3 separate regions of the Homo sapiens genome follow, and all the other regions are linked to region 1. A link is a contact called in ENCODE Hi-C or POLR2A ChIA-PET data. All regions are on one chromosome and are shown on one strand. Each heading gives the region's core, a stretch centred on a gene start or an enhancer-like site at or near the end of the contact. The rest is flanking DNA. Distances are from core to core; before and after follow the strand shown.

What was found. A loop is a pair of places that touch in the nucleus more often than their neighbours do. ChIA-PET counts read pairs that join two places held with the same protein, here RNA polymerase II (POLR2A). Pooled maps may share reads with other maps.
Region 2: a loop to region 1 is called in a pooled map, with 4 times the contacts of the local background. The contact joins the promoter of TLR10 here to the promoter of TMEM156 in region 1. A Hi-C loop is called at or near these places in 2 of 37 single-sample maps with no recorded cell type and 3 of 50 pooled maps. POLR2A ChIA-PET finds 5 or more read pairs at or near these places in 4 of 52 experiments (GM12878, OCI-LY7, PC-9 and 1 more).
Region 3: a loop to region 1 is called in a map of OCI-LY7, with 4 times the contacts of the local background. The contact joins the enhancer-like site here to the promoter of TMEM156 in region 1. A Hi-C loop is called at or near these places in 2 of 168 maps with a recorded cell type or tissue (OCI-LY7 and Ramos) and 2 of 50 pooled maps. POLR2A ChIA-PET finds 5 or more read pairs at or near these places in 7 of 52 experiments (A673, B cell, OCI-LY7 and 3 more).

Annotation. Positions count from the first base shown.
Region 1 is chr4:39,030,399-39,034,319 of GRCh38, forward strand. It overlaps TMEM156 (transmembrane protein 156), which reads right to left and starts at 2,011. Exons shown (of 7, transcript NM_024943.3): 1 at 1,828-2,011. The coding sequence starts at 1,915.
Region 2 is chr4:38,781,192-38,785,112 of GRCh38, forward strand. It overlaps TLR10 (toll like receptor 10), which reads right to left and starts at 1,799. Exons shown (of 4, transcript NM_030956.4): 1 at 1,730-1,799. RefSeq lists enhancers at 679-888, 951-1,120.
Region 3 is chr4:39,164,668-39,168,588 of GRCh38, forward strand. No RefSeq gene overlaps it. Among named protein-coding and RNA genes, the nearest start is that of WDR19, 16 kb to the right of the region's middle. RefSeq lists an enhancer at 2,043-3,242. Within about 2 kb of position 2,069, at least 2 of the 41 ENCODE cell types and tissues checked have a DNase peak (open chromatin) inside an H3K27ac peak, as active enhancers do; they include B cell and OCI-LY7, where a contact is called at or near this core.

The DNA.
Region 1 (3,921 bases), core at 761-3,260:
GCCAAGGAAGTTTGGCTAAGATGGATTTTATAAGAGCTCTTTCTTCTACCTACCAATAGAAGGGGCTCCCATCTGTCCCCCACTAAGAATTTCTCTGTGCTTCATCTATCTTCTTTCTGCTCACCACTGCCCCAGAAGGCCATGCTTCTCACTTTGAGAAACAAAAACTAAAAGAACTACATGTCTGCCCCAAAATGAAAACCTTTAACATGCTCCTGTAGTCACCAGTTCTCATAAAATACTAACCAATAGTTAATTAAGTCATTTTTGGGATGATTACCTGGTTTTTATTAGATCCAACCTGATTTTTAAGAGGTGCTAGGTGTAGATCGATAGCTAGCTAGCTAGCTAGATAGATATATAGATAGAACCTACTCCGGATAACTATTAAATGAGCTTACTCTCAGCCCACAATATCTTAAAAATAGATTATCTTTATTCTAACTATTCTCTTTATAACACATTTTCACCCAGTGGAATCAAGCACTGAAAATATGTGCTATGATTGCTTCATCTAAGTAACATAATGCCAGAAAACCAAATTGTAGTCATAGTGTTTATTTAGCAAAAATATTTTTAACTCGCTACTTAGCATCATGTAAATGCAACATCAAATAATCACTGAAATATGTCATCAAATATAATTAGCAAAAATATTTTTATCTGGCTATTTAGCATTACATATATGCAACAATAAATATTCATTGCAGCAAATAATCAAATATGAGTTTTTCTCTGATTTTAATCAAATTCATATAAAGACTATTTAATGATAGAATACAGCCTTTTCTTTTCACCTTTTCTTCTTATTAAATGCTAGGGAGCACAATTACCATTTGAACCTCACATTAATAAATTTTCAAGTCCTTTGCTAACATCAAAATAGTTTAAATTTATACCTATTTATTTTCCTAATCTAGGTTTCAGCAATTATATCACAATTTTCTGAAACGTTCACAAAGTTAATTTTGTTCCATTTTTCTCCAGTTACAAATACATACACATACATCTGTTTAAATTTCCACTCACCTTATTTTGATTGTATTTTCAAAATATATAAACGCTTTTTCTTGTCAAAAGGTGACGGTAAGTTATCTGTGTGAAATAGTTGTAGTAAAGGGAATTCTAGCATTTTTAACACAATAAATATCACTTTCTTCATTAAAGAATTCCAAAATGTAAAAAGCATACTTAAAGCTGCTTTGGGCCAGGCACAGTGGCACAAGCCTGTAATCTCAGCATTTTGGGAGGCCGAGGTGGGTGGATCACAAGGTCAGGAGTTCAAGACCAGTTTGGCCAACATGGTGAAACCGTGTCTCTACTAAAAATACAAAAATTAGCCAGGCATGGTGGTGGGCGCCTGTAATCCCAGCTACTCGGAGGCTGAGGCAGGAGAATTGCTTGAATCCGGCAGGCAGAGGTTGCAGTGAGCCAAGATTAGGCCATTGCACTCCAGCCTGAGCGACAGAGACTCCATCTCAAAAAAAAAAAATAAAAAATAAAAAAATAAAAAAAAACTGCTTTGAAGAAAGTGTTTCAAAGAGCAAAATCATGATGCAATTATTGTAATCTCAATGTCTGAAATCTAGACTACAGATTTTAAATATTTTCATTTTTAGGTATGCTATGATAATTAAGTACTATGAATTAGGTTACTGTACTATATAACAGTCAACTAAAATTGCAATCTTGTTTTATTAGTTTTTCAGATCTAGAACTTCAGCCTATGCAGCATGTGTCCAAAAAGAGGATCTTTTCTGTAACCACTAGCTGACACTAATTTTTTTAAATTAAGAAAGGAAAGCTAGATTACAATTATATACTCACCTTTCGGTGTCTTGAAATATTCCGGCAAAATTAAAATGAATGTGATCACTATTGCCACAAATAATTTAAGGAGGGCTGTTTTTGTCATGTCTCTTCACATGACACAAATGTGTTCCCTTGCAGTACATTCATGGTATGTTGCTTCCTGCTTTAAGTTTATCTCTGCAGCACTTTAGGTTAATGCAGTTCACCTCATACTCACTTCCTTTTGAGTAAGACTTAAAAAAAAAAAAAGGTCTTGAACTGAGACTTCACTTTTGAGTCACTTCCCATTAAAAAAAAAAACTACCCCCCAAATAAGCACTTTCAGACCATTTATTTGTCTTTCTAAGCAAGAAAGGTAAATAAATGATCTCAAGAAGCAAGGGGATCTTCTCCCCACCCAATTTATAAATATAAACCCACAGTATACTCACAAAAATAAAACGGTGGGCTGGGCGAAGTGGCTCACATCTGTAATCCCAGCACTTTGGGAGGCCAAGGCAGAAGGATCACTTGAGTTCAGGAGTTTGAGTCCAGACTGGTCAATAGAGCAAGCCCTCCTCTCTACAAAAATAATTTTAATATAGCTAGGTGTGGTGGTGCACTCCTGTAGTCCCAGCTACTCAGGAAGCTGAGGATCACTTGAACCCAGAAATTTGAGACTGCAGTGAGCCATGACAGGCCACTGCACTCCAGCCTGGGTGACAGAGTGAGATCCCTTCTCAAGAGAGAAAGAAATAAAAGGGTGAATGTCAGTCATGTCTAGGTTGCATGCACATGACTCATTCATTTACTTATTAAATGATTGTCGATCCTGTTTGGTGCCAGGTGCTGTGCTGAATTCTGGTGTTCAGAAAATAGTACATCTAGAAGATAGAAACATTTTAACCATTGCCAATTTAAAAGGAAAAAAAAGTATTGTTTAATTTGCATTTGTTTGGTTGACAGTAATTCTAAAGATTTTTAATATTTGCTGGCAATTTGAATTTCTTTTGTTAATTGCATGTTCATGTCTTTTATTGCAGCATTTATATCCTTCCTGTTGATCTATAAGACTTTTTTCTCTATTGGGAATATGAAATCTTTGCATATGTTTTGCAAACATTTTTCCCAGGTTGTCATTTGCCTTTTCATTTTGTATATGGTGGGAGTTTTTCCACCCAACTATTTTGTAACAGAGTATAAAACACGTACCTAAAAGTTTTATGCAGAGAAACACAGTTCTTCATTGTATTTCTAATATTACACGAAATAATGTATAGTTTATCAATTTAATCATTTATTCTTTTGTTTTTGTTTTTTGTTTTTTGAAACGGAGTCTCAATCTGTCTCCAGGCTGGAGTGCAGTGGTGCAATCTTGGCTCACTGCAACCTCTGCCTCCCAGATCCAAGTGATCCTCCTGCCTCAGCCTCCTGAGTAGCTGAGACTACAGGCATGCACCACCACGCCCAGCTAATGTTTTGTATTTTTAGTAGAGACGGGGTTTCACCATGTTAGCCAGGATGGTCTCGATCTATTGACCTCGTGATCTGCCCACCTCAGCCTCCCAAAGTGCTGCAGTTACAGGCGTGAGCCACCAAGCCCGGTCTCATTTATTCTTAAATACAAAGTTTACTTGCAGCCTGATTTTGGCTTCCTGAAATGCACCAAAACTCGGTCATCTCCCTTGAAGTGGCAACATCTGACTCTCTAACATCCTGTTAGGGTTGATGATAATACTAATGGCCCACATCTCCATAGTTTTGTTTTACAATTTCCAAAGCACTTTTACAAATATTAGATTATTTTTTAAAAACACAAATATTAGATTATAAAGGGGATTCTAGGAACTGCTAGAAATGGCTACAAATCTGCAATTACTTACCCACTGCAAGCTTCTCCTTCCTATTTCAATGAAGGAATAAGAGATTAACGAATCTCAAACACAAGAGGTTGTTGCTACTACGCTAGTGTTTAACTTTCCTAAGTCTTATATTTCATATCTGAGATCCAGGTTCTCAAAAATACTTTAATGTGTTTCTATTTCTAATCAAGACCAAACGTCTTAATTAAATAATTATGCATTCTGTGTTAGATACAAATGTTTAAAATTGAGAGGATCTTTTATATCA
Region 2 (3,921 bases), core at 549-3,048, 250 kb before region 1:
GACAGGGTCTCACTATGTTGCCAAGGCTGCTCTTAAACTCCTGGCCTCCAGCAATCTTCCCACCTCAGCCTCCCAAATGGGTGTGATTAGAGGTGTGAGCCACTGTGCTTGGCCTCATTAAAGCAATTTTAAAAGTAGGACATACACTTTTTTTTTTTTTTGAGATGGAGTCTCGCTCTGTTGCCCAGGCTGGAGTAAAGTGGTATGATCTCAGCTCACTGCAAGCTCCACCTCCCAGGTTCAAGCGATTCTCCTGCCGCAGCCTCCTGAGTAGCTGGGATTACAGGCACCTGCCATCACACCCGGCTAATTTTTGTATTTTTAGTAGAGATGGGGTTTCACCATGTTGGTGATGTAGTCTATAAATAGTATATATATGTTAATATCATATCCCTACTACTACGTTAAAAGCAGGTAAAAAACAGAGAATGACCTTCCTTAATACATCTTTAATATCTTATAATTTAAAAGTCCAAGTCAAAAGACATCATCAAATGACAACTAGTGTTTTACCAAAGAATATTTAATCATCTAATTTATCTTTTCCCAATGATATAAAGAAATAGAAAAGAGATTAAGAACCTATTGAATGTTGAATGATCTTTGCAACATAAGAGTAAGAATGACTTCTTTTCAGTATTTCCTACGTGTCTGACATGGAGCTAAGTGTTTTATGTCCATTACCTTGTTTAATCCCTCAATGACTCAACAAAATGGCGGCCATTATTATTCATATTTTACAGATGGAGGAGCTAAAGCCCAGAGGTAAAGTAACTTGCCCAAGATGACCAACTGAAGAAGCAGAGATTTGAACCCAGACCTGTCTGGTTCCTTCTGGATGGTAACTAAACCCAAATGCAAGGCACCTCAAACCTTGAAATGAGGTGGCTTAAGATGTAACGACATCCTAAGGACCGAATCACTGAGGTTGAATCCATTGATCTGACCAGCTGCCATGGCGGCCACTTCCTCCTTTCTCACCCCATGCCCCTGTCTATGAAGCTTCATGCAGCTGCTGTGGGACACTCTGCTAGGTGCCACAAAGTTCAAGAGACTTTGCCTACATGTATAAATATATTCTTAGGAAAGTTATAAGTTCACAAGAATTGAAATAAAACTCGAAGTGCATCCTATTCCTAATTAATAGCTCAGTGTAGGTGGTCTGGGAGAAAGCTTATCAAGAAACCAAATGCTCACAGGTTGTTAACCATCCTCTTCTTTACAGCAACCACATATGGCCCTCTTTGTCCACTTCTGAAGGAAACGGAATAAGAACTGCATTGTACAAGATCCATCAGATCTGCCCCTACTTTTAAACAGGTAACACAAATGCAGAACTTTTCAACGGGGTAAAGGAGCAACAAATATGCCTTAAATAGCCAAAGGTTTCATCCAGCAGAGGTTAACATACGCTGTGGGGAAATAAGAGCTAGAAAAAACTTGCCACAGTGCATAGGACCGTTCAATCTGAATAGAAGAGCTGACCAGGTTTGATCCGCAATCAGTGAAAAGAAACCCACGCTCTCAAGCATCTGCAAGAAATTCCTCAGATCAATAGCCCCAAGGTCACTAATCATTAATCTAGACAAAATAGTAAATACTAAAAATCTAAATAACCCTACTTCCCTCCCCTCAATATTAGCTCAAATTATCTCCTTTTTAGAAAATACCCATGCAGCCCTTATATCTTTTTAATGAGAGTTACAACAAACAAAGCTAAGGTTCTTACCCCACGGCTTGCACTCTCTCAGCAGAGCTGCAGGTGCGTGGATGATTCGTTGACACGGTCAGAATTGGCTGCAGGAGGGAATTGAATCGAGGTTTTCTGTAAAGCTTAAACCCCATCCGCCCTCTTCTGCATGCTACTGGTATTGCATGTTATATATATTCATTATAATCTTAGCACTTTTTTAAATTGTGGTCAAATACACATAACATAGGAGTTATCATGCTCACCATCTTTCTATTTTTATTTTTATTTTTATTTTTTTTGAGGTAGGGTCTCACTTTGTCACCCAGGCTGGAGTGCAGTGGTGTGATCACTGCTCACTGCAGCCTTGACCTCTTGCGCTAAAGCCCGCAAGAGGCTGGGCTTCTCAGTCCCGCAAATGTCTGGGACTACAGGCGCTCACCAACTGGCCTGGCTAAGTTTTTTGTATTTTTTGTAGAGACGGGGTTTCGCCAGTTGCCCAGGCTGGTCTTGAACTCCTGAGCTCAAGTGATCTGCCTGTCTCGGCCTCCCAAAGTGCTAGGATTACGGTGTGAGCCACCGCGCCTGACCTTAAGCATTTTTAAATGTACAATTTAGTGGCATTAATTAAGTACATTCACACTGTTGTGCAACCACCACCACTGCCCATCTCCAAAGATTTTTCGTCATCCCAAACTGAAATTCTATGCCATTAAAAAATAATTTCCCATTTTCCCCTTCCCTCAGACCCTGGAAACTATAATTCTACTTTCTGTCTGTGTGAATTTGACTACTCTAGGTACCTCATGTCCGTGGAGTTATACCATATTTGGTTTTTTGTGACTGGCTTATTTCATTGAGCATAATGTCTTTAAGGTTCATCCATATCATTTCTATTATTATTACATAGAATAATAGAATCTTTCCTTCCTTTTTTAAGGCTGAATACTATTTTGTTGTATGTACGTCCCACATTTTGTTCATTCATTCATCCATCAATGGACATTTGGGTAGTTTTCACCTTTTGGCTCTTGTGAATAATGCTGCTGTGAACGTGGTGCACAAATATCTATTTAAGTTGGTACTTAACATTCTTTTGAGTCTATACCTAGAAGTGGAATTCACGGATCGTATGACCATTCTGTTTAATTTTTTGCAGAACTACCATACTGGTTTTCCACAGCATCTTAGAGCTCTTTGATGATGCTTTTCTTCAAGGTGCAGGTCGGTTATCCCTTTCATCAGTTGGGTGGGGCAGTCATGTGATGATGGGCAGGAGTAGGAATGGTGACTCCATAATTTCAGCAATCAGGCAGGAAGAGGGTGGAAAGGAGTTATCTAGAGCAGTGGTCCCCAACCCCTGGGCCACAGACAGGTACCAGTTCATGGCCTGTTAGGAACCGAGCCACACAGCAGGAGGTGAGTGGTGGGTAAGCAAATGAAGCTTCATCTGTATTTACAGTCGCTCCCCATCGCTTGCATTACCACCTGAGCTCCACACCCTGTCATATCAGTGGCAGCATTAGATTCTCATAGGAGCTTGGACCCTACTGTGAGCTGCATATGGGAGGGATCTAGGTTGCGTGCTCCTTATGAGAATCTAATGTCTGATGATCTGTCACTGCTTCCCATCATGTCAGATGGGACCATCTAGTTGCAGGAAAACAGGCTCAGGGCTTCCACTGATTCTACATTATGGTGAGTTGTATAATTATTTCATTATATATTACAATGTCATAATAATAGAAATAAAGTGCACAATAAATGTAATGTGCTTGAATCATCCCGAAACCATCTCTCCTCCATCTCCAAACCCGGTCTGTGGAAAAACTGTCTTCCATGAAATTGGTCCTGGTGCCAAAAAGATTGGAGACCTCTGACCTAGAGGCCTTTTCTTGAAGTGAAGTGGTAAAATAAGCATGGTATTTTTTAAAATGTAGATCGCAAAGTACGGATCAATTTTTAAAGCAACATTTTTGAGGTTTTTTTCATACTTGACTTAAGATTTAGGTGACTGCTGGAGATCACGAGTAAAGAAGAAAATTTCCAGATGGATTTGTCTACAGGAGGAATGATCAATTTAAACATGAATGATTATAATAGATTTATGTCTTATAAAATTGGGGAGTGGGTGGGTTCTTAAAATACATTTTTTAACTATCATATTGGGGTTTTTAAATTTAAAATGTAGTCCATGTATTTCCACATATATTGTAGGGGGAAATCACACA
Region 3 (3,921 bases), core at 819-3,318, 130 kb after region 1:
TCTCCTATAAACAGATAAAAACTTCAAAGCCAAGACTAGAAACCAAGTAGCTATTTTTAAAATAGACATGTTTAACTACACAAGAATATGAAAAAGAGCTCTTACAAATTGACAATAAAAAAAGAAAAACAACTCCATAAAGTTAGATAGCAGAAGAACAAATTGAAATAGCCAACAAACATATGAAAAGTGTTCAAATTCATTAGCTCTCAGGGAAATGCAAGTTAAAGTAAGAATGAAACTTTATTCCTATCAGACTAGCAAAAATTAAGAGAACCTATGAAAATTGTTGATCGTTTCTGGTGAGAAAGTGAAGGAAAAGTACTTTCATAAGTTGCTAGTGGGAGCATTAAGCATTATAATCTTTTTGAAAATCACTCTGATAAATCTATTAAAATTAAAAATACATATACTCCTCAGCCCAACAATTCTACTCATGGGAATTTATTCCAAAGAAATAAAAGTATGATTATGTTAAAAATATCTATAAGGACCTCAATGTTCTAGTAGCAAAACCCTGAGCATAAAGTGGATGCCACAGGGGAAAGATGAAATGGGATTTGGAGGAATATCCAGAAGATATTATTGAATGAGAAAGGTAAGATACAGAAAAAAAAAAATGTGTATACATTACCATTTGTTCAACAGTGCCACAAAAACACCATTACATATATGGATACACACACACAAACACATATACATGTGTGTGCCACATTTATGGTTTATGACCATAGAGGAAAAGTATGGCAGAATTCATATTAAGTTGCTAACATGTATTGTCTTCTTGTGGGGAGGGGGAAAGGGTTTATGAGGAGGAAGAAGGGAAGGGAAGAAATGGTGAAAAAAAGGAAGGAAACAGCCACACTAAAAATTATTACACTCTTTTTAGTGGATCTTACTGCTACCCCTATTTTCCCTTCTGCTGACCAAGGTGGTCCACCACATTCCTAAGAAACACGAAACACATTACACTAAAAATGAGTGCTGCAAAAGCACTAAGCAACTGGAAAAAATTATACAGGTTAAAGAATAGGTAATTCTTATATGAAAAGAGCAAAATTATATCCATTCTTTCATTTTTTAGCTAGCTAATACAAGGAGTTTCTTTTATCAATAAGTATCTTGATGGCCAATTCCTAGCTAATAAATGCCATCAATTCATATTAAAATATAAACTGAGTGTTTATTCTGTGCAAGGCACTACTCAAGGCACTGTAGAAAACACAAAACAACAAAGGTCCCCCACTTTCCTTTCTGTTTTAACATGTGGAAGACTGGAAGACTTCCATCCTCACATCTTCTAGTCTGCTCAAAGCACTGTAGAAAATCCTAAATGCAAAAAGTAGCATCCTCTTCTTCACAAGAATGGGAAATGTCATTCAGTGTAGAGCTCCCATTAGTTACGACTAGTTCTAAAAGTATTCAGCATTTTTCATATTGTAGCACTGCCTGTATTCTTCCAGTCAGGCTAAACTGTCCTCAGCTCCTTAGGTGTCTCTCCGTGAAAAGATTTTCCTGTGTGCTCCTTGAAGGAAGCTACCACATGAAACTTAACCACCCAGCTTCCACTGGCTAAGGGTCTTTTCTCATTCAAAAATCTCCTATACTCTATCCGAGCTTCAGTGAATTCAGTCTCACTTCCTCATGCTATTCAGTTCTATTACAAGCCTTCCATCAAACATTTAAGAAGAGGAAAAAATAAAGACAAAAACCAACCCCCTAACCCCCAAATCAAACCAAGTGAAACACATTTTACTTCTTTTTATTTCCCTCTGGGGAAAAACATTATTCACCCTCGTGGCTTTAACTGCCAATGACTATATGCCAATGACAACATGTCTAGCTGTGACCCCTCGTAAGGCCCACTTCCAAGTTAGACATTAGACATCTCCAACTTGATATCCCATGAGTCCCTCATGATTTAATATACTCCAAACCAAACTGATACTCCCCAAATCTCATCTATCTGTATATCTTAGCTACTTATTCGGCTGCAGAAGCCAGAACCCTGAGTCCTGCTTGATTTATAATTTTGTTTTGTTTTATTGCTTATTATCTGTACAACGATGTAGCTTCTCGAAGACTGATTGAGTCTTTGATCTCTGTAACTGGCATGATGCAGTATCTGGCAGATAAAAGTTGAACAGGTCAGGCATGGTGGCTCACACCTGCAATCTCAGCACAAGGGCAACAAAGCGAGAACTCCACCTCCATAAATAAATACCTAAGTCAGCCAGATGCAGTGGCATGTGCCTGTAGTCCTAGTTACTCAGGAGGCGAAGGCAGGAGGATTGCTCGAACCCAGGAGTTTGAGAGCAGCCTGGACAACATAGCGAGGCCTTGTCTCCGCTAAAAATCAAATAAATTAGCCAGGCATGGTGGTGCATACTTGTTGTCCCAGCTACTCAGGAGGCTGAAGCTGGAGGACTGCTCGAGCCCAGGAGATCAGGGCTGCAGGGAGCTATGATTGTACCAGTGCACACCAGCCTGGGCAACAGAGCAGAGGCCCTGTCTCAAAAACAAAAAAAAGTGCACTATGAAAAATGTGTATATGGATTTTAAGATTATTTTGCACCAAAATAAACTTGTACCAGCTTGTTACAACATGTCTGAACAAGATCTAGTTTGAGGTAGTAAAAAGAATAAGACATCAGTTTTAAAAAGATCCCTATCAGAGCAACATGCTACTGAAATTGAAACGAAACAAACATCGACTTTATGGTGGGGCATGGGTGGGAGAATGGTGAAATCACTGATGCTTTACGGGAAGTTTATGGGGACAATGCCCCAAGGAAATCAGCAGTTTACAAATGGATCAGTCCTTTTAGAAAGGAACAAGACAAGCTGAAGATGAAACTCACGGCGGCAGACCACCCACATCAATTTTTTAGAAAAAAATGATAAAAATGTTTGCAGTGGTTCACACCTATAATCCCAGCACTTTGGGAGTCCAAAGTGGGTAGATCACAAGGTCAGGAGATCGAGATCAGCATGGACAACATGGTGAAACCCCATCTCTACTAAAAATACAAAAATTATCCAGGCATGGTGGCGTATGCTTATAGTTCCAGCTACTCAGGAGGCTGAGGCATGAGAATTGCCTGAACCCAGGAAGCAGAGCTTGCAGTGAGCCAAGATTGTGCTGCTGCTGCTGCACTTCAGTTTGGGCAACAGAGTGAGACTCTGTCTCAAAAAAAAAAAAAAAAAGGATGTGGCTGAAGATCCTGAAGTATTGCTTTGAAGAATTGTAATGGGAAATGAAATACGGCTTTACCAGTACAATCCAAAAGGCAAAGCACAATCAAAGCAATGGCTACTAAGAGATGGAAGTAGTCCAGTCAAAGCAAAAGCAGACCAGTTAAGCGCAAAGGTCATGGCAAAAATTTTCAGGGATGCCCAAGGCATTTTGCTTGTTGACTGTCTGAAGGGCCAAAGAACAATTAGATCTGCTTATTATGAGTGTTTTAAGAAAGTTAGCCAAGGCTTTAGTTTAAAAAAAAATGCCTGGAAAAGCTTCAGCAGAGTCCTCTACCATGACAATGTTCATGCTCATTCCTCTCATCAAACGGAAAATTTTGCAAAAGTTTCAATGGGAAATCACTAGGTTTTTGCCTTACAGTCCTGATTTTGCCCCTTCTGACTTCCTTTTGTTTTCAAATCCTAAAAAATCTTGAAAAGGCACCTATTTTTCTTCAGTTAATTATGTAAAAAAGACTGCATTGACTTGGTTAAATTTCCAGGATTCTCAGTTCTTTAGGGGTGGACTAAGTGGCTATCATTGCTTACAAAACTGTCTTGAGCATGATGGAGTTATTTTGAGAAATATGTTTACATTTTTAATTTTTATCTTTTAATTTCATCTTTCAAAAACTGTTTGAAGTCCCCTTGTATAGTACACTGGATTCTTGACATTAGTGATCT